Linked DNA regions of Homo sapiens: region 2 is linked to region 1. Evidence: read pairs that join two places in POLR2A ChIA-PET (ENCODE). Cell type or tissue: GM12878. All regions are shown on one strand. Links, peaks and the distances in the headings refer to the core of each region. The heading gives the core; the rest is flanking DNA. Region 1 overlaps LAT2 (linker for activation of T cells family member 2). Region 2 overlaps CLIP2 (CAP-Gly domain containing linker protein 2).

The links. Peaks named below come from ENCODE experiments on the same cell type or tissue, not always from the same donor. Only the 100,000 strongest peaks of a DNase experiment are listed, where the experiment ranks them.
Region 2: POLR2A ChIA-PET joins it to region 1 with 5 read pairs; 14 of 35 experiments call an interaction of 5 or more read pairs at or near these places.

What each region holds. Positions count from the first base shown.
Region 1 is chr7:74,211,639-74,223,321 of GRCh38, reverse strand. It overlaps LAT2 (linker for activation of T cells family member 2), which reads right to left. Exons shown (of 14, transcript NM_032464.3): 2 at 8,312-8,500; 3 at 7,253-7,375; 4 at 6,458-6,497; 5 at 3,535-3,578; 6 at 3,314-3,362; 7 at 3,068-3,105; 8 at 2,703-2,738; 9 at 2,588-2,618; 10 at 1,630-1,685. The coding sequence starts at 7,346. Among named protein-coding and RNA genes, the nearest start is that of LAT2, 7.5 kb to the right of the region's middle. RefSeq lists enhancers at 2,385-3,233, 5,863-6,819, 10,243-10,302, 10,433-10,512. In GM12878, for the core only: no CTCF peak of the experiment used is centred there; a DNase peak (open chromatin) is centred at 5,511; H3K4me3 peaks cover 2,695 bases; H3K27ac peaks cover 5,324 bases.
Region 2 is chr7:74,360,379-74,368,378 of GRCh38, reverse strand. CLIP2 (CAP-Gly domain containing linker protein 2) reads right to left here. Exons shown (of 17, transcript NM_003388.5): 8 at 4,064-4,124. Among named protein-coding and RNA genes, the nearest start is that of CLIP2, 75 kb to the right of the region's middle. RefSeq lists enhancers at 2,675-3,544, 3,545-4,416. In GM12878, for the core only: no CTCF peak of the experiment used is centred there; no DNase peak of the experiment used is centred there.

The DNA.
Region 1 (11,683 bases), core at 2,276-10,275:
AGAGGATCTCGCTGTGTTGCCCAGGCTGGTCTTGAACCCCTAAGCTTAGGCAATCTTCCCAAAATGTTGGGATTACAGGCGTGAGTCACTGTGTCCAGCCTCTGTCTTCTGAGATCCCCTCCATATGCACTCTGGAGGGGGTACTCTGCGGGGGCTGCAATTCAGGCCCATGCCGGGTGGCTGGAGAGAGGGAGGGAGGCAGGGGCAGCCTCAGGGGTTCATCTCTATAATCAGGAGCTCTCCCTAGAGCCACTGCCGGGAAGGGGCTGGACTCTTCCAGATAGGGCAGGGCAGGCTGAGGATGCTTTGCTCGGGGACCCAGGCTGAGTATGGCACCTCAGCGCCTGGCACCCCATCTTGGCCTTGTAATGGGGAAGCTGGGCTCTGACTGATGCCCCACCCAAAATCCATCAGTGATGTTGGGGGTCCTAAGAAATGAGCACTGCCAGCCTGGCGGGGTGGCTCATGCCTGTAATCCCAGCACTTTGGGAGGCCAAGGCGGGCGGATCACCTGAGGTCAGGAGTTCAAGACCAGCCTGGCCAATATGGTGAAACCCTGTCTCTACTAAAAATACAAAAAATTAGCCAGGCGTGGTGGCAGGCGCCTGTAATCTCAGCTACTCGGGAGGCTGAGGCAGGAAAATCGCTTGAACCCGGGAGGCGGAGGTTGCAGTGAACCAAGATCGTGACATTGTACTCAACCTGGGTGACAGAGCAAGGCTGTGTCTCAAAAAAAAAATGGAGGTGGCAGTGGTGGGGGGCAGAAGAGGACCCCCCAACACCATGGTCCTACCCAGTATGGTCCAGGCAGGAGCCAGGTCATGGAGCTGGATTCAAACCGCAGGCCCATGCACCTCTCAGCAGGCACTGCCCACCCTGAGTCCTCAGTTGCCCTTTTTTGGGGGGATTTTTTTTTTTTTTGAGATGGAGTCTCACTCTGTTGCCCAGGCTGGAGTGCAATGGTGCGATCTTGGCTCACTGCAGCCTCCGCCTCCCGGGTTCAAGCAATTCTCCTGTCTCAGCCTCCCAAGTAGCTGGGATTACAGGCATGTGCCACCATGCCTGGCTAATTTTTTTTTTTTTTTTTTTTTGTATTTTTGTAGAGATGGGGTTTCACCATGTTGGCCACACTGGTCTTGAACTCCTGACCTCAGGTGATCCACCCACCTTAGCCTCCCAAAGTGCTGGGATTACAGGGGTGAGCCACCACACCCGGCCTCTCAGTTGCCCTTCCTATAAAGCAAAGGCATTCAGCGACCAGGTTTCTGGTGGCCTCAGAGCCTGCAGGGATCACCATCCCAGGTACCTTCTGGGGTCAGGAGAAGATGCTCAGTCCTCGTTGACAAGGACCTGGCCTCCCCCCACCTCCCCAAGCCAGCCCTCTAGTTCCCTGCCCTGTGGCCCACTCCTCTCTCCCACGCCCTGTGCCCACAGCTCTCCCACGCTGACCCGCCCGCCCCCTATCCCTTCTTGGCCCCCGCCTGCAGCACCAGCCTCCTTCTGTCCACCCAACCGGCTCTGCCGATTTACCCGAACCCAGGCCCAGCCTCCTCTCCTGCCTGGAGGTATGGCTTCTGCCCTGAGCTCCCACACCACTTCCTCCACCTCCGGCTTTGTCCTTCGCCTCACCTTCTGGGGGCTTCGAGAACCGCCCCCAGTTGTAATACTCCATGGCAATGGGGTCTCTGGCCAAGAAAACATATACAACACAGGTTTCAGGGCAGGCTGGAGATCGGGTTGGGGGCTCCATAAGGGGGCGGTGAGGCCAGGGCTGCTCCCACCATTGCTCCTCTTGGGGGCCATGGGGGTCTGCCAGGATCTCCTCTCTGATTCCCCCACCCCCACTTCCTGGGACCCCTGAGCCACCAGGGGCTGGAGCCACTTTTTTTTTTTTTTTTTTTTTTTTTTTTTGAGACAGAGTCTCTGTCACCCAGGCTGGAGTACAGTGGCATGATCTCGGCTCACTGCAACCTCAGCCTCCCAGGTTCAAGCGATTCTCCTGCATCAGCCTCCCGAGTAGCTGGGATTACAGGCACGCACCACCATGCCTGGCTAATTTTTTATTTTTAGTAGAGATGAGGTTTCACCATGTTGGCGAGGCTGGTCTTGAACTCCTGGCCTCAGGTGATCTGCCTGCCTTGGCCTCCCAAAGTCCTGGGATTACAGGCATGAGCCACCGCACCTGGTGAGCCACCTTGCTATGTGACCTTAGGCCATTCCCCATCGTTTGCCCATCTGTGAGATGATGCAACACCCCCGAGGGATTCTGGGTGTCCTGTAGCTTGTCTTTGACTGGGTGATGCTGAATGAGTCTCTATCCCCCGCCCCTGACACTCTGTGTCCCAGAGCAGGGCAAAGTCCAGTCCCCCAAACCCAGGGTTACCTAAGAGACAACAGTGTCGCCCAATGCCTGCCTGCCAGGAGAAGGAGGGGAACCTGGATGCCTCGTTCTAGTGCAAGAGGTGGTTCCTGGACCAGGAAGCCCAGGGCTGTGGCAGGCAGGTGGGGCAGGGGGAGAGGTGGGGCAGGGGGAGAGGTGGGGCAGGGGGAGAGGCGAGGCAGGGGGGACAGGATCAAGGTCACTCACATGTAGGCTTCCTCCGACCCGTGTCTGCTTCCTGCGGGAGGAGGCGAGAATTGGGCCTGAGCCCCTGGGTGTGGCCCCCACCATGGCCTCCCCCTTTCTCCAGGAGCCTACCTACCTTTGCTGAAGTTCTGGTACCTGGAAGATGCTGGATCTGGAAGAAAGACCCAGCTAATTGCTTTCTCCCCTGGCCCCTGCTTTGCACCCAGCTCGGGTGCTGCAGCCCAAGGCAGGGCCAGCTATTTCCCGTGTCTGAGCCTTTGCAGTGCTCCCTGTCCCCTCAGTGGGGCATGTGCGAGTGTGCACCCTCCCCCTGCCAGGCCGATTCCAGGAGCCTGCCCTGCCCCAGCCTGTGTGTCTCTCCTGGGGAGGCCTCGCCTGGCCCCGCAGCCCCCACTGCACGACGCCTGTCCCATGGGGTTTTCGCCTGTCTTAGTCCCAGCTTGGCTAGGCCTGTCCCTGTCCCTGCCCTGTGCCACTCACCCTCCAGGCTGGGGTAGAATTGCAACAGCTTGTCCTTCCTGCAGGGAGGGGGAAGGAGGGAGTTAAAGGAGGGGCTGTAGGGGAGAGGCCCCCCAGGACACATCCCCCCATACCCCTTGTGGGGCCTTCATAGCTGAGCCCTGGAGCTCTGGGACTCGGGGAGGGAGGGAGGTCTTGACCTGGGCTCACCAGGTGAGGACCTCCAGGACTTTCATTCTTGTCACTTCCTGGGGGACTGTGACCTACCTTGTGGGTGCCATGTCCGCCAGGGGTCCTGGCCATGCCTGCCCGACCACTACAAAGGGCAAGAAGTGGGGTGTTGGCTGGGCCCCCAGCTAGCCCAGCCCCCTCACCCCATCATCCCCCCACATCAGGCCTGGCCACGGTCTCAGGTCAATGGGGACCGAGATAACTTGATAGGGACACCCCCAACCCAGAGCCCAACCCGGGGACACTTGGAGACTCACAGGAGTAGGTCCGGGACCCCGTAAAGCTCTGTTGGTCCTCACGCCTGGAAATGCATGGGCTGTGCTGAGCCTGGGCCTGGACTCCCACAGCCCAAGAACACAGGGACAGGAGGGAGGGACAGGCAGGGATGAGGAGGGAAAGCAGAGGGACGGACTGGGGCGACAGTGGGGAGGAACTGCTGCCCTTTCAGGCCTCATTCTCACGGCTCCCCATGCTATCCCCATTCTCTGGCCCCTCCGTGCACTGGGTGCCCAACCCTCACACAGGGCCCTGGGCTGGAGCCCGGCTCTCAGCCAGACCCATCCCTGACATGGCCTCAACAGGGCCACATCCTGCCGGTGGGTCCCAGGCCCCTGGAGACGGGTCAGGAGGGGTCTGTGGACAGGGCTGTGGAGGTAGCCCTGAGATTCTGGGGCATGAGGGTGAATGAAGGCAGGTGCTCAGGGACCCAGCAATGACTTGGGGTAAATTATTTCAGCCAGGAGTGACGATGAGGCTGCCTCCCACCTGCTGGTCCCAGGGAGCGTTTGCAATTCCTTAAAAAAGCACACACTCACCCCGTCTCTACTAAAAATACAAAAAATTAGCCGGGCGCGGTGGCGGGCGCCTGTAGTCCCAGCTACTCGGGAGGCTGAGGCAGGAGAATGGCGTGAACCCGGGAAGCGGAGCTTGCAGTGAGCCGAGATTGCACCACTGCAGTCCGCAGTCTGGCCTGGGCGACAGAGCGAGACTCCGTCTCAAAAAAAAAAAAAAAAAAAAAAAAAAAAAAAAAAAAAAGCACACACTCTAGACCCGGCATGGTGGCTCACACCTGTAATCCCAGGGCTTTGGGAGGCCAAGGCAGGCGAATCACCTGAGGTTGGGAGTTCAAGACCAGCCTGACCAACATGGAGAAAACCCCGTCTCTACTAAAAATACAAAAATTAGCTGGGCATGGTGGCGCATGCCTGTAATCCCAGCTACTCGGGAGGCTGAGACAGGAGAATCGCTTGAAGCCAGGAGGCAGAGGTTGCAGTGAGCCAAGATCATTCTACTGCACTCCAGCCTGAACAAAAGTAAATGTGGCTCCATCTCTAAATAAATAAAGAAATAAATAATAGACTATTCCTAGCCTTCCTTGCACCAAAGTGTGGCCATGGATTAAGCTCTGGTCTATGAGATTCAAGCCAAGGTTGTTGATATTTCCAATAAATCTTTTTAAACGGGGGCACTGGCAACTGGGAGACACCCTTTGTATCCTTGTTCATTCTTTCTTCCTGCTGCTGGGAATGCAGAGATGAGGGCCGGCACCCCAGCTGCCATCTTGGACCATGAGGTGCTCTTGAAAATGGAAGCTGCCATTACAGATAATGGAGTGGATTAGCTCATTATTAAAGCAGGTTTGGGGGCTCCTCCTCTGAACCAGAATGGGTACCTGGCCCAGCCTTCCAAGCTCCTTGAAGACTGGGGCTCAGGGTGACCTGATTTAGGAGAGATACCCTAAATCCACAGGAGAGAGTCAGTCAGACGTGGCTTCCTGGGAGAAGCAACAGAGGAACGGAGCCTGTGCTCACAGCAGTCGCTTCATGCAGGCTGGTGGGACTGAGCCCAACCGAGGTGACAGATGGAGAGGCAGGCACAGGCATTCCAGGGAGAAGACCAAACAGCTCCCCTCCACCTCCCACATGGGGACGCTGAGTCTGGCCCTGACCATCTATGGCTCTAAGATCAATCAGGGGGCTGGGGGTGGGCAGGGCCTGAGGGGAGAGGGGAAGTGTCCGAGGAGTCAAGGGCATGGGGGGCATCGGGGGAGGTTGCAGGCGGCCAGAAAGCCACGTGGCCAGAAAGACCCAGAAAGGTCTAACCCTGGCCCACGATGAGCAAGGATGGGAAGATTCTATTTTCAAATCTCACTGTGGTTTTTCAGTTGCAAAAGGAAATGAGGAAGGATGTGTGTGCGGGTGTGCGTGTGTGGGTCATGAGTGACTGCTCGGGGGTGCACATGGACCTCCAAGGTTTCCTGGGCCCACAGCCATTCTCTTAATCAAAGGACACCTGTGGCCACTGCCCATGTGCCTGGGTTGTTCTGGGTTTCAGCCCCAGTCTGCAGTGTCGAACCCACTGCCCTTCCCTGGGTCTTTCTCACAGTCCTTCCCTGGTCCCCCGAGGGACTTGCCCACATCCTCCCCTGAGCTCCGGCAGTTTTTTCCAGGGGAGTCTCCGACAACGTTCACATTTCACCCTGTGCCGGGTTCTCTGTCTCTTGCATTGCAAGGGGAGAGCGGACTAGCCCCTGGGGATTGGGGTCAAAGGGAGGCTGAGGACACAGGTGCCTGGTGGACCTCTATTTTTTTTTTCTTTTCTTTTTTTCTTTTCTGAGACGGAATCTTGCTTTTTTGCCCAGGCTGGAGTGCAGTGGCACAATCTCGGCTCTCTGCAACCTCCACCTCCTGGGTTCAAGTGATCCTGCTGCCTCAGCCTCCAGAGTAGCTGGGAGTAGAGGGACCCACCACCACGCCCAGCTCATTTTTGTATTTTAGTAGAAATGAGGTTTCACCATGTTGGCCAGGCTGGTCTCAAACTCCTGACCTCAGGTGATCCACCTGCCTTGGCCTCCCAAAGTGCTGGGATTACAGGTGTGAACCATCGTGCCTGGCCAGATGCCTGGACTTCTGGAGGGGTTCACAGGCAAGCTGAAGAGTGGCTAGCCCCACAGCCCAGGCGTCCCCGCCTCCCAAAGCCCTCCCTAACCCAAGCTACAGCAGGGCCTGGACAGCCCCTGGACACTTTCTCTCCCTTCTCTGATGGCTAGGGACCCACTAGAACTTGGCACGGAGGAGGTGTGAGTGAAGGGGTGAAGGATGGGGTGCTAGGAATTCCCTTGAGGACGTCCATGCCCAGGGCACATGAATACACCAGGCTAGGGACATCGAGGCAACTCACAGACTTCTCTGCTGGTAGATTTTCTCTGACCTCTTTGCACCTGCAAGAAAAGGCCAGGATTAGCAAAGGGTCTGGGAGCAGCTGCGACCTGAGGTCAGACACCCCCCGCCATGTCTTGTCTCCAGCAGGACTCAGACAGGACTTGGGGGCCAAACTGTCAATCATCACCGGCCACCTGATATTAAAGAATATTTGGGACCAGGTGTGGTGGCTCCCTCCTGTAATTCCAGCACTTTGGGCCGAGGCGGGAGGATCACATGAGGTCAGCAGTTCGTGACCAGCCTGGCCAACATGGGGAAACCCCGTCTCTACTAAAAACACAAAAATTAGCCAGGCATGGTGGCAGGCACCTGTAGTCCCAGCTACTCAGGGGGTTGAGGCAGGAGAATCGCTTCAACCCGAGAGTTGGATGTTACAGTGAGCCAAGATTGCATCACTGCCCTCCAGCCTGGGAGACCAGAGCAAGACTCTGTCCAAAAAAAAGAAAAAAGGGTATTTGCTCACCCTTTTTTAGAAGAGGAGAGGCTAGAAAAGTGGATGCCACAGGCAACCTCGCCTCCCCTCCCTCGTCTGGGGCAATCTCTCTGGCTCGAGATACCACAGTTGACCCAGCAAAGCCAAAGCCCTCGGGTGCACCTGACCATTGTCTTCAGGGGGCAGTTTAGGGGTCAGGGGTCACATCACGAGGTTCATCTGACCACCTCTTCTGACCACAGCCACGTCTGGGCCTGAGAGGGCCTCTGAGATGCACTGTCCACACCTTCTCCCCATCACGTCCCCGAGACCCCCGCTTACCTGGGCGTGAGCAGCGCACACACAGACTGGCTGCCACCCCCAACAGCACCAGCAGCGCTGCTCCGGGCCACAGCAGTTCAGTCCCCGAGCTCATGTTGGCTCCTGGTGTTGCCTCTTGTGATGCTGAAATGGGAGGTGCCCGTGAGCAAGGGGCCCCTTTTTCAGGAATCCTACCCCACACCCCCACTGTGCTCGGACAGCCCCATACCTGAGCCTAGGCTGCGGAAACACCACCTCCCCTCCCCGCTCCTGCACTGGGCAAGGACAGAACCAGTCCTGTTCACCCCATGTGACCCCAAACCAACACCTCTGCCCTGTGGGCCATCTTCACCCTTGATAAGTGCTGGAAGGTTCTGGGGGCCCACAAGACAGCCCCATGTGCACGCACACAGCCCTACACACAGCCTCGCTTAATCTAGACAACTGCCCTTTGAGGACGAGGTTCACTGCATTTCACAAATCGAGAAACTGAGGCCAGAGAGCTCACGTCTGCTAAGTGGAAAGATGGGATTCAGGCCCCAGTGTCCTGCCCCTAACCCTGGCTCTGCCCATCAACCCACAGTGGGTTGCCTCCAGTAAACCCACCCTGGCTCCTGGAGGTGACAGTCTGTGGCCACCACTCACGCAGACGCACCCGGAAGCCCTCGCCCACCCCAGAGCAACTCAGGGCTCCTCTATGCTTCGCAGGACCCCTCTCTGCCCACCTCCTGCCTTGGGGTCCCCCCAGGACCTGGGAATGGGGCTTCCATTCCTGAAACAACTGCAAGCCCAGATTCTGCCTGTGGTGGGAGCTGGGAGGAGGGAGGTCAGGGAAGGCTTCTTGGAGGAGGTGGCCCAAGAGCATGATCCGCAGAGGGATGGGGCCCTAGGGCACTGCTGCAGGTGGCTGGGATGACATGAGCTGGGATGCCAAGGATGGGCTAAAGACAGGATGTTCAGAGGGAGGGAGCCCTGAATCTCTGGCTGGCACCTGACCGGCTTCTCGGTCTGTGGCTGGTCCCAGCCTTGGAGCCACAGCGTGATGACCAGGCCTCAGCAAAACATACGCACACCACCCACCGTGGCCTGGTGAATGGAGGCGTGGCCCTCTCGAGTGGGTTTCCAAGAACTGTTGCAACTAGGAACAGACCCTGGCCAGGAGCGGTGGCTCACGCCTATAATCCCAGCACGTTGGGAGGCCGAGGCAGGGAGGATCGCTTGAGATCAAGAGCTCCAGACCAGCCTAGGCAACACGGTGAAATTCCATCTCTACAAAAAAAATACAAAAAAAAAAAAAAATATATATATATATATTTATATATATATGTTTATATATATATATTTATATATTTTTATATATATTTATATTTTTATATATATTTATATATATTTATATATATTATTTTCATATATATATTTATATATATATTTTCATATATATATATTTTCATATATATATATATATATTCATATATATATTTATATATATTTTCATATATATATTTATATATATATTTTCATATATATATATTTTCATATATATATATATATATTCATATATATATTTATATATATTTTCATATATATATATTTATATATATATTTTCATATATATATATTTATATATATATTTTCATATATATATTTATATATATATTTTCATATATATATATTTATATATATATTTTCATATATATATATTTATATATATATTTTCATATATATATATTTATATATATATTTTCATATATATATATTTATATATATATTTTCATATATATATTTATATATATATTTTCATATATATATTTATATATATATTTTCATATATATATATTTATATATATATTTTCATATATATTTTCATATATATATTTTCATATATATTTTCATATATATATTTATATATATTTTCATATATATATTTTCATATATATATTTATATATATTTTCATATATATATTTATATATATATTTTCATATATATATTTATATATATTTTTTCATATATATATATTTATATATATTTTTTCATATATATATATATATACATATATATGGCTGCAGTGAGCTGTGATCATGCTACTGCACTCCAGCCTGGGCAACAGAGTGAGACTCCGTTTCAAAAAATAATAATAAGGAGACCTGGCCCCCTGGAGATGGCTGGGGACAGAGTTGAGGGTGGTGGGGTCTCTGAAGGGGTTGAGTATGGTGGGCATTTGTGGAGCCAACACTCCCGAGTGTCCACTCTCCCCCACCCGCCGTGTTCTTCCCACCCTGGCCACCAGTGAGGAGGGCTTCTCCCCATCCCACAGCTGGGGAAGGTGAGGCTTGGAGCAGTAAACAGGACTTAAAAGGGAGGAGCTCCAGCAGGGCGTGGTGGCTCACGCCTGTAATCCCAGCACTTTGGGAGGCCAAGGCGGGCAGATCACGAGGTCGGGAGTTCGAGACTAGCCTGACCAACATGGTGAAACCCCATCTCTACTAAAAATACAAAAATTAGCCGGGTGTGGTGGCACACGCCTGTGATCCCAGCTAATCAGGAGTCTGAGGCAAGAGAATCACTTGAACCTAGGAGGTGGAGGTTGCAGTGGGCCGAGATCATGCCACTGCACTCCAGCCTGGGCAACAGAGCGAGACTCCATCTCAAAAAAAAAAAAAAAAAAAAATGGCCGGGCACAGTGGCTCATGCCTGTAATCCCAACACTTTGGGAGGCTGAGGCGGGTGGTTCATGAGGTCAGGAGTTCAAGACCAGCCTGGCCAAGATGGTGAAACCCTGTGTCTACTAAAAAAGAATACAAAAAATTAGCCAGGTGTGGTGGTGGGCGCCTGTAATCCCAGCTACTCAGGAGGCTGAGGCAGAGAATTGCTTGAACCAAGGAGGTGGAGGTTGCAGTGAGCTGAGATCACGCCACTGCACTCCATCCAGCCTGGGCAACAAGAGCGAAACTCTATCTCAATAATAATAATAATAATAATGGAGGAGCTCCAGGCTGCCTACCTCCTGCCTTGGGATCCCCCTGAGGTCCACCAGGACCTGGGCTGTCCCCCTTGAAAGCTGTGTGGCTTTGGACAAGTCTCAGGACCTCTCTGGACTTCCCAAATCCCTGCGGTAAGATGACAGGGAATCTCCATGCGGCCCTGAGCCTCTGTAAGAGGCGCATCACAGAGAAGCCACCAGGCCTCTCCCCAAAAGCCAAGTGAGTCAGTGGGAACAAGTGAATTTCTGAGCCGTGTGACTGGCACGACCCACGTCACCCCGGGAGGTTGTCCGAGGAAAGCTCTGCTCTCTCTTCCCCATGGCCCGCCTGGGCACTGCCCTTCTCCCTCCTCGAAACTCTCCTTGCCTCAGTGCCCCCAACCCGGGGTGTACCCCCAACCCCTCCAGCATGGCCCAAGTTCATCTCAGGCTTGTGAGGTTGGAGCAACTTGTCTTGCAGGAGGGCTCATGGGACCAAATCTAGCCTCTGCCTGAGAGCCCCCCGCCTCAGTTTTCTCATCTATAAAATGAGGTCGGGCTGGGTACAGGGACTCACACCTGTAATCCCAATACTTTGGGAGGCTGAGACAGGAGGATCACTTGAGTTTGAGACCAGCTTGGCCAACATGGTGAAACCCTGTTTCTACTAGAAATACAAAAATTAGCCAGGCGTGGAGGTGCAAGCCTGTAATTCCAGCTACTTGGGAGGCTGAGGCATGAGAATCACTTGAACTCAGGAGGCAGTGAGTTGCAGTGAGCTGAGATCACGCCAGTGCACTCCAGCATGGGAGACAGAGTGAGACTCCATCTCAAAATAATAATAATAATAATAATAAATTAAATAAATGAATAAATAAAATGGGATCAGGCTGGGCGTGGTGGCTGACGCCTGTAATCTCAACACTGGGAGGCCGAGACAGGAGGATCGCTTGAGGCCAGGAGTTCGAGACCAGCATGGACGATGTAACAAGGCCCTGTCTCTACAAAAAAATGAAAAAATTAGGCAGGCGCAGTGGCACATGCCTGTGGTTCCAGCTACTTGGGACACTGAGGCAAGAGAATTGCTTGAGCCCAGGAGTTGGAAGCTGCAGTGAGCCAAGATCACACCACTGAACTCCAGCCTGGGTGACAGAGCAAGACCCCATCTCTAAAAACAAAAAATGAAATTTAACAAACAGTCATGTGTCTGCCCCCAGACTGAATACATCCTGCGCTGTTGGCCGGGTGCGGTAGTTCACACCTGTAATCCCAACACTTTGGGAGGCTGAGGCGGGCAAATCATCTGAGGTCAGGAGTTCAAGACCAGCCTGGCCAACATGGTGAAACCCTGTCTCTACTAAAAATAAAAAATTAGGCCAGGCACGGTGGCTCACACCTGTAATCCCAGCACTTTGGGAGGCCGAGGCAGGCAGATCACAAAGTCAGGAGATTGAGACCATCCTGGCTAACATGGCGAAACCCCGTCTCTACT
Region 2 (8,000 bases), core at 1-8,000, 150 kb before region 1:
GGCCCGGCTAAGTTTTTGTATTTTTACTAGAGACGGGGTTTCACTATGTTGGTCAGGCTGGTCTCAAAGTCCTGACCTCATGATCCGCCCACCTCGGCCTCCCAAAGTGCTGGGATTACAGGCGTGAGCCACCGCGCCCGGCCTTTATTTTTTATTTTTTGAGACAAGGTCTTGCTCTTGCTTTGTTGCCCAGGCTGGAGTACAGTGGTGTGATCACAGCTCACTGCAGCCTCAACTGCCCGGACTCAAGCGATCCTCCCACCTCAACCTCCCGCGTAGCTGGGACCATAGGCATGCATTACCATACCTGGATAATTTTTCCATTTTGGGTAGAGACAAGGTCTCCCTATGTTGCCCAAGCTGGTCTCGAACTTCTGGGCTTAATCAATCCTCCCGCCTTGGCTTCCCAAAGTGCTTGGATTACAAGCATGTGCCACCATGCCCGCATTTTTAAAAAATATTTTTGTAGAAACACGGTCTTGCTATGTTGCCCAGGCTGGTCTCAAACTCCTGGGCTCAAGCAACCTTCCTGTCTCAGGCTCCCAAAGCACTGGGATTACAGGTGTGAGCCACCATGCCCAGCCAACTGTGTGGATTTGGGGGCCAATATCTGAGATGGGAACCGTAAGGGGGGTGGTGTTAGGGGAGGCCTGGATAGATGTGGTTAGGACATGTTCAATTTGGGCTGTGGTCCTGGGTTGAATAGTGACTTCTTAAATTTCATGCCCACTCAGAACCTCAGAATGTGACCTTAGCCAGGCATGGTGGCTCCCACCTATAATCCCAGAACTTTGAGAGGCTAGGGTGGGAGGATCGCTTGAGCTCAGAAGTTTGAGACCAGCCTGGGCAATATAGTGAGAACCCATCTGTATAAAAATTAAACAAAATAGGCCAGGCATGGTGGCTCACGCCTGTTATCCCAGCAGTCTGGGAGTCTGAGGCGGGCGAATCATGAGGTCAGGAGATTGAGACCATCCTGGCTAACACGGTGAAACCTCGTCTCTACTAAAAATACAAAAAATTAGCCGGGCATGGTGGTGGATGCCTGTAGTCCCAGCAACTTGGGAGGCTGAGGCAGGAGAATGGCATGAACCCGGGAAGGGGAGCTTGCAGTGAGCAGAGATTGCGCCACTGCACTCCAGCCTGGGTGACAGAGCGAGACTCCATCTCAAAAAAAAAAAAATTTTTTTTAAACAAAATAAAGAACAAATGTGACCTTCTTTGGAATAGGGTCTTGCACATGTAGTTAGTTAAAATGAGGTCATACTGGATTAGGACTGGATTAGAGTGGGCCCTAAATCCAGTGACTGCTGTCTTCATAAGATGTTCAAGTAAAGTGCCACACAGGCAAGGCAGCAAAGTGACAGGAGGCAGGGACTGGCCTGATGCAGTTATACAGGCCAAGGAGCATCAGGGGCTGCCGGCAATCCTCCTGGAAGCTAGATTGGAATAGATTCTCCAACACCTTGATTTCAGGCCTTTTTTTTTTTTTTTTTTTTTTTTGAGAAGGAGTCTCACTCTGCTGCCCAGGCTGAAGCGCAGTGGCGCAATCGCGGCTCACTGTAACTGCCGCCTCCCAATTTCAAGTGATTCTCCTGCCTCAGCCTCCGGAGTAGCTGGGATTAGAGGCGCCCGTCACCATGCCCAGCTAATTTTGTATTTTCAGTAGAGACGGTGTTTCACCACGTTGGCCAGGCTGGTCTCAAACTCCTGACCTCAAGTGATCCGCCGCTTTGGCCTCCCAAAGTGTTGGGATTACAGGCGTGAGCCACCACGCCCAGCCTTTATTTTAGACTTCTGGCTTCCAGAACTGCGAAAGCATATGTTTGTGCTGTTTTAAGCCACACATTTGTGGCTGTGCATTATTGCAGCCCCAGGAAATTGATACAGGTGCTTGCTTCTTCCTCAATTGGGTGGAGATGTCAAATGGGCATGGTACAGGGAGCTTGGGGAAGACTGTGGATCTTACAGGGGCTCATTCCAGGGCATGGAGGCCACAGACTGGAAGCTCTCAGGGTGAGTGTGGACAAGGGGTGAACGGACCTGGGACTGAGCCCTTGGATGGGACAATGTTCAGAGATTAGGAAGGAGGAGACGCCAGCAGAGGAGGCTGGGGAGTTGGAATGGGGGCATCTCATTGTGTAGTTGGGGCAGTGTGGACAGGAGGGAAGACCATGAGCCTGATAACCTTCTGGGGGTTTTGCAATAAAGACAGGCAGAGAGGTGGGGTGATAAAGCGGAGGGGGCCAGGAGGTCAAGGAGGGGCTCTGGCTTTTATTTCTGACTTTTAAGATGGGTGGGGGCCAGATGTGATGGCTCATGCATGTAATCCCAGCCCTTTGGGAGGCTGAGGCAGGATTGCTTGAACCTAGGAGTTTGAGACCCACTTGGGCAACATAGCGAGACCCTGCCTGGGCAACATAGTGAGACCCAGCCTCTACAAAAAAAAATACAAAAATTAGCTGGGTGTGGTGGCACACGCCTGTAGTCCTAGCTACTTGGGAGGCTGAGGCAAAGCATCACTTGAGCCCAGGAAGTGGAGGCTTCAGTGAGCCCAGATGGTGCCACTGTACTCCAGCCTGGGCAACAGAGTGAGATCCTGTCTCCAAAAAAGAAAAAAAAGGGTGGGGATGAGGGGATGAGTGGGACTTTGGTCATTTTGCCTTCTGGTTGCCATGAATATGATCACAATTCAGTTTGCTACAATAAAACGTTGCATGGGGAATTCTGCAGCCCTTTGGACTGACTTAGCTGTCACTGTCTGTCCCGCCCCCTGCCTCTCCCAGCCAGGGCCGGCTGGATCCGGGGTGGACCCCTATCCAGAGCCAGCCAGCCCATTGGCTATCCCTGGGACCAATCAGAGCCTCTCTCAATGACAGCTGGTAGGTAGTGGGCGGGGCTGGGAGAAGAGCAGAGCCGAGAAACACAGTGGGAAACAGACAGGAGGAGCCTGACCTCAGACACAGATCGGAAGGAGACCCTGAGTAAGGGGCACATGGATGGGCTTAGCTCCCGATGCTGTTTCTGGCTCCAGTCCCCTGAAATGCCTGCCCTTGGAGGCTGTGACCTTTCCTACAGCCCTTCAGTAAGCCCCCATGGTGACTGCAGCTGGCACAGGGGGGTCTCTGTTCCTGGCAAATACAGGTGCTTTTCCCAGAAGTCCATCCAACCCCTGCAGGAGAGCAACTGCCAATGGAAAAGTCAGCCAGGAGCAACCACATGGCCTGCCCCTTGGCCAAGAGGGAAACTTAATTAGAACATGCTGAGCTGGGCTGAGGCTCTGACGCTGGGTTGTGCCCCAACATCCATTCTTTTTTTTGAGACAGTCACACACACACACACACACACACACACACACACACACACACACACACACACACACACAACAAAAAACAGGCGCAATCATAGCTCACTGCAGCCTCCATCTCCCAGATTCAAGCGATCCTCTAGCCTCAGCCTCCCTGAGTAGCTGGGACCACAGGTGCACATGACCATGCTTGGCTAACTTTTTAAATTTTTTGTAGAGATGGGATCTTGCTACGTTGCCCAGGCTGGTCTTGAACTTCTGGGCTCAAGTGATCCTCTGCCTTGGCTTCCTGAAGTGCTGGGATTATAGGTGTGAGCCACCATACCCAGCTCCCTTGGTCTCTGAGCCTCAGTTTTCCTACCTATAAATTCTGTGACTCAGCAAGCTACTTTCAGCCAAAATTTTACCTGGAATCCAAGATGAACGAAGGGGCACCTTTAGGGCTATTGCCTAAGAAGAAGGGACAGGGGACCTCAGCCACTCTATCCTGGGGCCCAGCCCCCCATCTGCCCTGCCCTGGGTTCGTCCTGCCCACCCCATCCAGCTGCTGACACGGGGAGCACAGCTTCCCTGGGGGGCTCCTGGGGCTGAGCCACTAACACCTCAGACATCAGACCTTTGATCCTTCCCCATTTTCCCCCCCAGCCCCTTCCCCGGGGGGGCCTAGAGGTGCTGCTGGACCTCACAACCATCTGCCCTAGCAAGGGCCAGGCACCGGTGCTAAGTGTGCCCAGGGAAGGGGCCTCTGACTGTTACCTCCAGGTCTCCCTTGGTGATGGACTCCTCCTCCACGCGGAACTGCAGATCCTCCACCTTCCTGCAGGGGAGGGAAAGAGGTGGCTGACCTGGCTTTGCCCAGAGCAACGGGATTCACCGAATGAGCAACAGCAGAGAGAGGCAAGGCCATGAGAATGGCCCAGAATCCAGAGGCGAGGCCATCAAAATGTCCCACAGTCCTGGAAAGCTCTAGACCTCCCAACCTGCTGACCTGCACTCTAGGAAGAACCACCAATAACTCCAGAATGGCAGTGTTTAAGGCAACACCCTTCCTCCCCAGGGTGGTGGGAAATAAAATAAAGGGCAGGGTGGCCCGGGGATGTGAGTGACAACACTGTTTTCTTTCCTTCTTTCTTTCCTTCCTTCCTTCCTTCCTCCCTCCCTTTTTTTTTTTTTTTTGAGACAGAGTCTCGCTCTGTTGCCCAGGCTGGAGTGCATTGGTGTGATCTCGGCTCACTGAGGCCTCTGCCTCCACGGTTCAAGCAATTCTCCTGCCTCAGCTTCCTGAGTAGCTGGGATTACAGGCATACATCACTGGGCATGCAACCTCAATAAAAAATTTTTGTAGTTTTAGTAGAGACAGGGTTTTAACATGTTGGCCAGGCTGGTCTCGAACTCCTGGCCTCAAGTGATCTGCCCACCTCAGCCTCCCAAAGTGCTGGGATTACAGGCGTGAGCCTCCGCGCCCAGCTGACAACACTGTTTTCATCACTGCGGGGAACAGACACTACCACAAGGAACAACCTGTGGGGAGGAAGGAAAGGAGAGAAGGAAAGTGGGCTTCCTTTGCTGTTGATCTTGTTCTCATCACAGGCCTCAAAACTGGGGGTCAGAGACCCAATCCCCACTCCCAGGGCTGCCCCTGGATGTGGAATGCCCAGGCATCAGGGCTACCCTCAGGGAGACACACTCTGTCACACACCTGTCAAGACAGCGCAGGGGAGAGACACAGGCCCACCCCACCTTACAGCCACACATAGGAACTCAAGGCTGGGCCAGTTGCAGTGGCTCACGCCCGTAATCCCAACACTTTGGGAGGCCAAGGTGGGCGGATCACCTGAGGTCGGGAGTTTGAGACCAGCCTGACCAACATGGAGAAACTGTCTCTACTAAAAATACAAAATTAGCGGGGCGTGGTGGCGCATCCCTGTAATCTCAGCTACTCAGGAGGCTGAGGCAGGAGAATGGCTTGAACCCAAAAGGCAGAGGTTGCGGTGAGCTGAGATCGTGCCATTGCACTCCAGCCTGGGCAACAAGAGCGAAACTCCATCTTGGGGGAAAAAAAAAAAAGCTCAAAGCTGCTCTTCCTAGGGCCTCCTAACAGCTCTCGGCATAGCAATGAGGAATGAGGCCCAGAGAGGGCAGGCGACCTGCCGAAGGCCACACAGCAAGCACAGGACAATGCAGAGACTTGCACCCAGGCCCCTTCTGAACAAAACTCCATGATGCCTTGTGTTTGTGGCTGAGCACAGTGGCTCCTGCCTATAATCCCAGCACTTTGGGAGGCCGAGGCGGGTGGATCACTTGAGTCCAGGAGTTCAAGACCAACCTGGCCAACATGGTGTAACCCTGTCTCTACTAAAAATATAAAAATTAGCCAGGCATGGTGATGCGCACCTGTAGTCCCAGCTACTTGGGAGGCTGAGGCAGGAGAATTGCTTGAACCTGGAGGTGGAGGTTGCAGTGAGCCGAGATCACACCACTGTACTCCAGCCTGGGTGACAGAGCGAGACTCTGTCTAAAGAAACAAAAAAAAAAAAAAAAAAGAAAAGAAAAAGAAAAAAAGATCTGTGTTTGTTGGCGTCAGGCACATCGCCATGGGAACCAGATGTGTAGGCCACTATGGCTGTCTCAGGCAAATATAAATACACCCTCATCTCCCTGAATCCGACAGTAACAACAGCTTATGGAGCGCAGGTGCCAGCTGAAAGCCCACAGAACAGACCCAAGTGGGGGTGTTGGGGATGGGGGCTGGCTGCTGCCTGGGGACAGGGGAGGGAGATGTAGGTATCTGGGCATCATCTAGGAGGTAGAGAGGATCCCAGGCCAAGGCAAACCTCTGTCCACTGTCAGCTTTGTGTCCTACAAGGAGGTGACCCAGGACCAAGTCGGCCAGAGTCCCCACCGCCTGGTGTCTTTGGTTGGAGGGCTGCAGGGGAGATGGGTCCCACTTGTGACTTTTTTTTTTTTTTTTTGAGGCGGAGCCTCGCTCTGTTACCCAGCTGTACTGTAGTGGTGTGATCTCGGTTCACTGCAACCTCCACCTCCTGGGTTCAAGCGATTCTCCTGCCTCAGCCTCCCGAGTAGCTGGGATTACAGGCACCTGCCACCATGCCCAGCTAATTTTTGTATTTTTAGTAGAGACAGGGTTTCACCACGTTGGCCAGGCTGGTCTCAAACTCCTGACCTCAGGTGATCCGCCTGCCTCGGCCTCCCAAAGTGCTGAGATTACAGGCATGAACCACTGCATCTGGCCTTGAAAGCGATGACACCAGCGAAGCACACAGCACAGGGCTGACACCTGGACACAGGGCATTTCAGGAGTCCCTTGGCTGCTGTTTCTCTTAACTTCAGTTTCCTGATGTGTAAAATGAGAATGGATACAAAAAATTAGCTGGGCATGATGGCGTGTGCCTGTAGTCCCAGTTACCTGGAAGGCTGAGGTGGGAGGATCGCATGAGCCCAGAAGGTTGAGGCTGCAGTGAGCCATGGCCAAACCACTGCACTCCAGCCTGGGTGACACAGTGAGACCCTGTCTCAAAAAAGAAAAATAAAGGAGGCTGGGCGCGGTGGCTCACGCCTGTAATCCCAGCACTTTGGGAGGCTGAGGCAGGTGGATCACCTGAGATCAGGAGTTTGAGATCAGCCTGGCCAACATGGTAAAACCCCATCTCTACTAAAAATACAAAAATTAGCAGGGCTTGGTGGCCATGCCTGTAATCCCAGCTACTCGGGAGGCTGAGGGAGGAGAATTGCTTGAACCTGGGAGGTGGAGATTGCAGTGAGCCGAGATCGCACCATTGTACTCCAGCCTGGGCAACAAGAGCAAGACTCTGAAAAAAAGAAAGAAAAAGGGAGGGAGGGAGGGAAGGAAGGAAGGAAGGAAGGAAGGAAGGAAAGAAGGGAGGGAGGGAGGGAGGGAAGAAGGAAGGAAGGAATGAATGGAGGGAGGGAGGGAGGGAAAAAAGGGGAAATGGATTCCCAGGACAGGAGCTGTGAGCTCCACTCACAGGTCTCAGTCCAGGGTTGGGGAGGGGCGCACTGTGAGTGTGAACTGGCTCATGGTGGAGGGGTGGGGCATTCAGCCTTCTTCCTGGTGCACGGCTCCCCAGGGACACCTGGTGTGATAACCAGCCTCCCTTCCACCACCCCCAGCCTATTCCTCTTCTCAATATTCTGCTGGAGAGTGCAGGAACAGTGAACTCTATGCAATGAACAAATGCGGTGTTCCAAGGCCAGGCACAACGGTTCATGCCTGCACTTTGGGAGGCCGAGGCGGGTGAATAGCCTGAGGTCAGGAGTTCGAGACTAGCCTGGCCAATGTGCCAAAACCCCATCTCTACAAAAAATACAAAAATTAACCAGGCGTGGTGGGGGACGCCTGTGGTCCCAGCTACCCAGGAGCCTGAGGTGGGAGGAGCACTTGAACCCTGGAGGTCAAGGCTGCAGTGAGCTGTGATTGTGGCTCTGTACTCCAGCCTGGGTGACAGAGTGAGACCCTGTTTCAAAAAAATTTTTAAAAATGTGGTGTCCCTCTGTGCCCGGCACCGTGCTGGGTGCTTTACTCCAGTTATATGAAGAGTTCTCCCAACTGCCTGCAGAAGACAGGACCAACACCTCACTTTACAGATAGGAAGACTGAGGCCCAAGAGTTAATGTCACCAGTCCAGGGTGACACAGCCAGAGGCAGTGACAG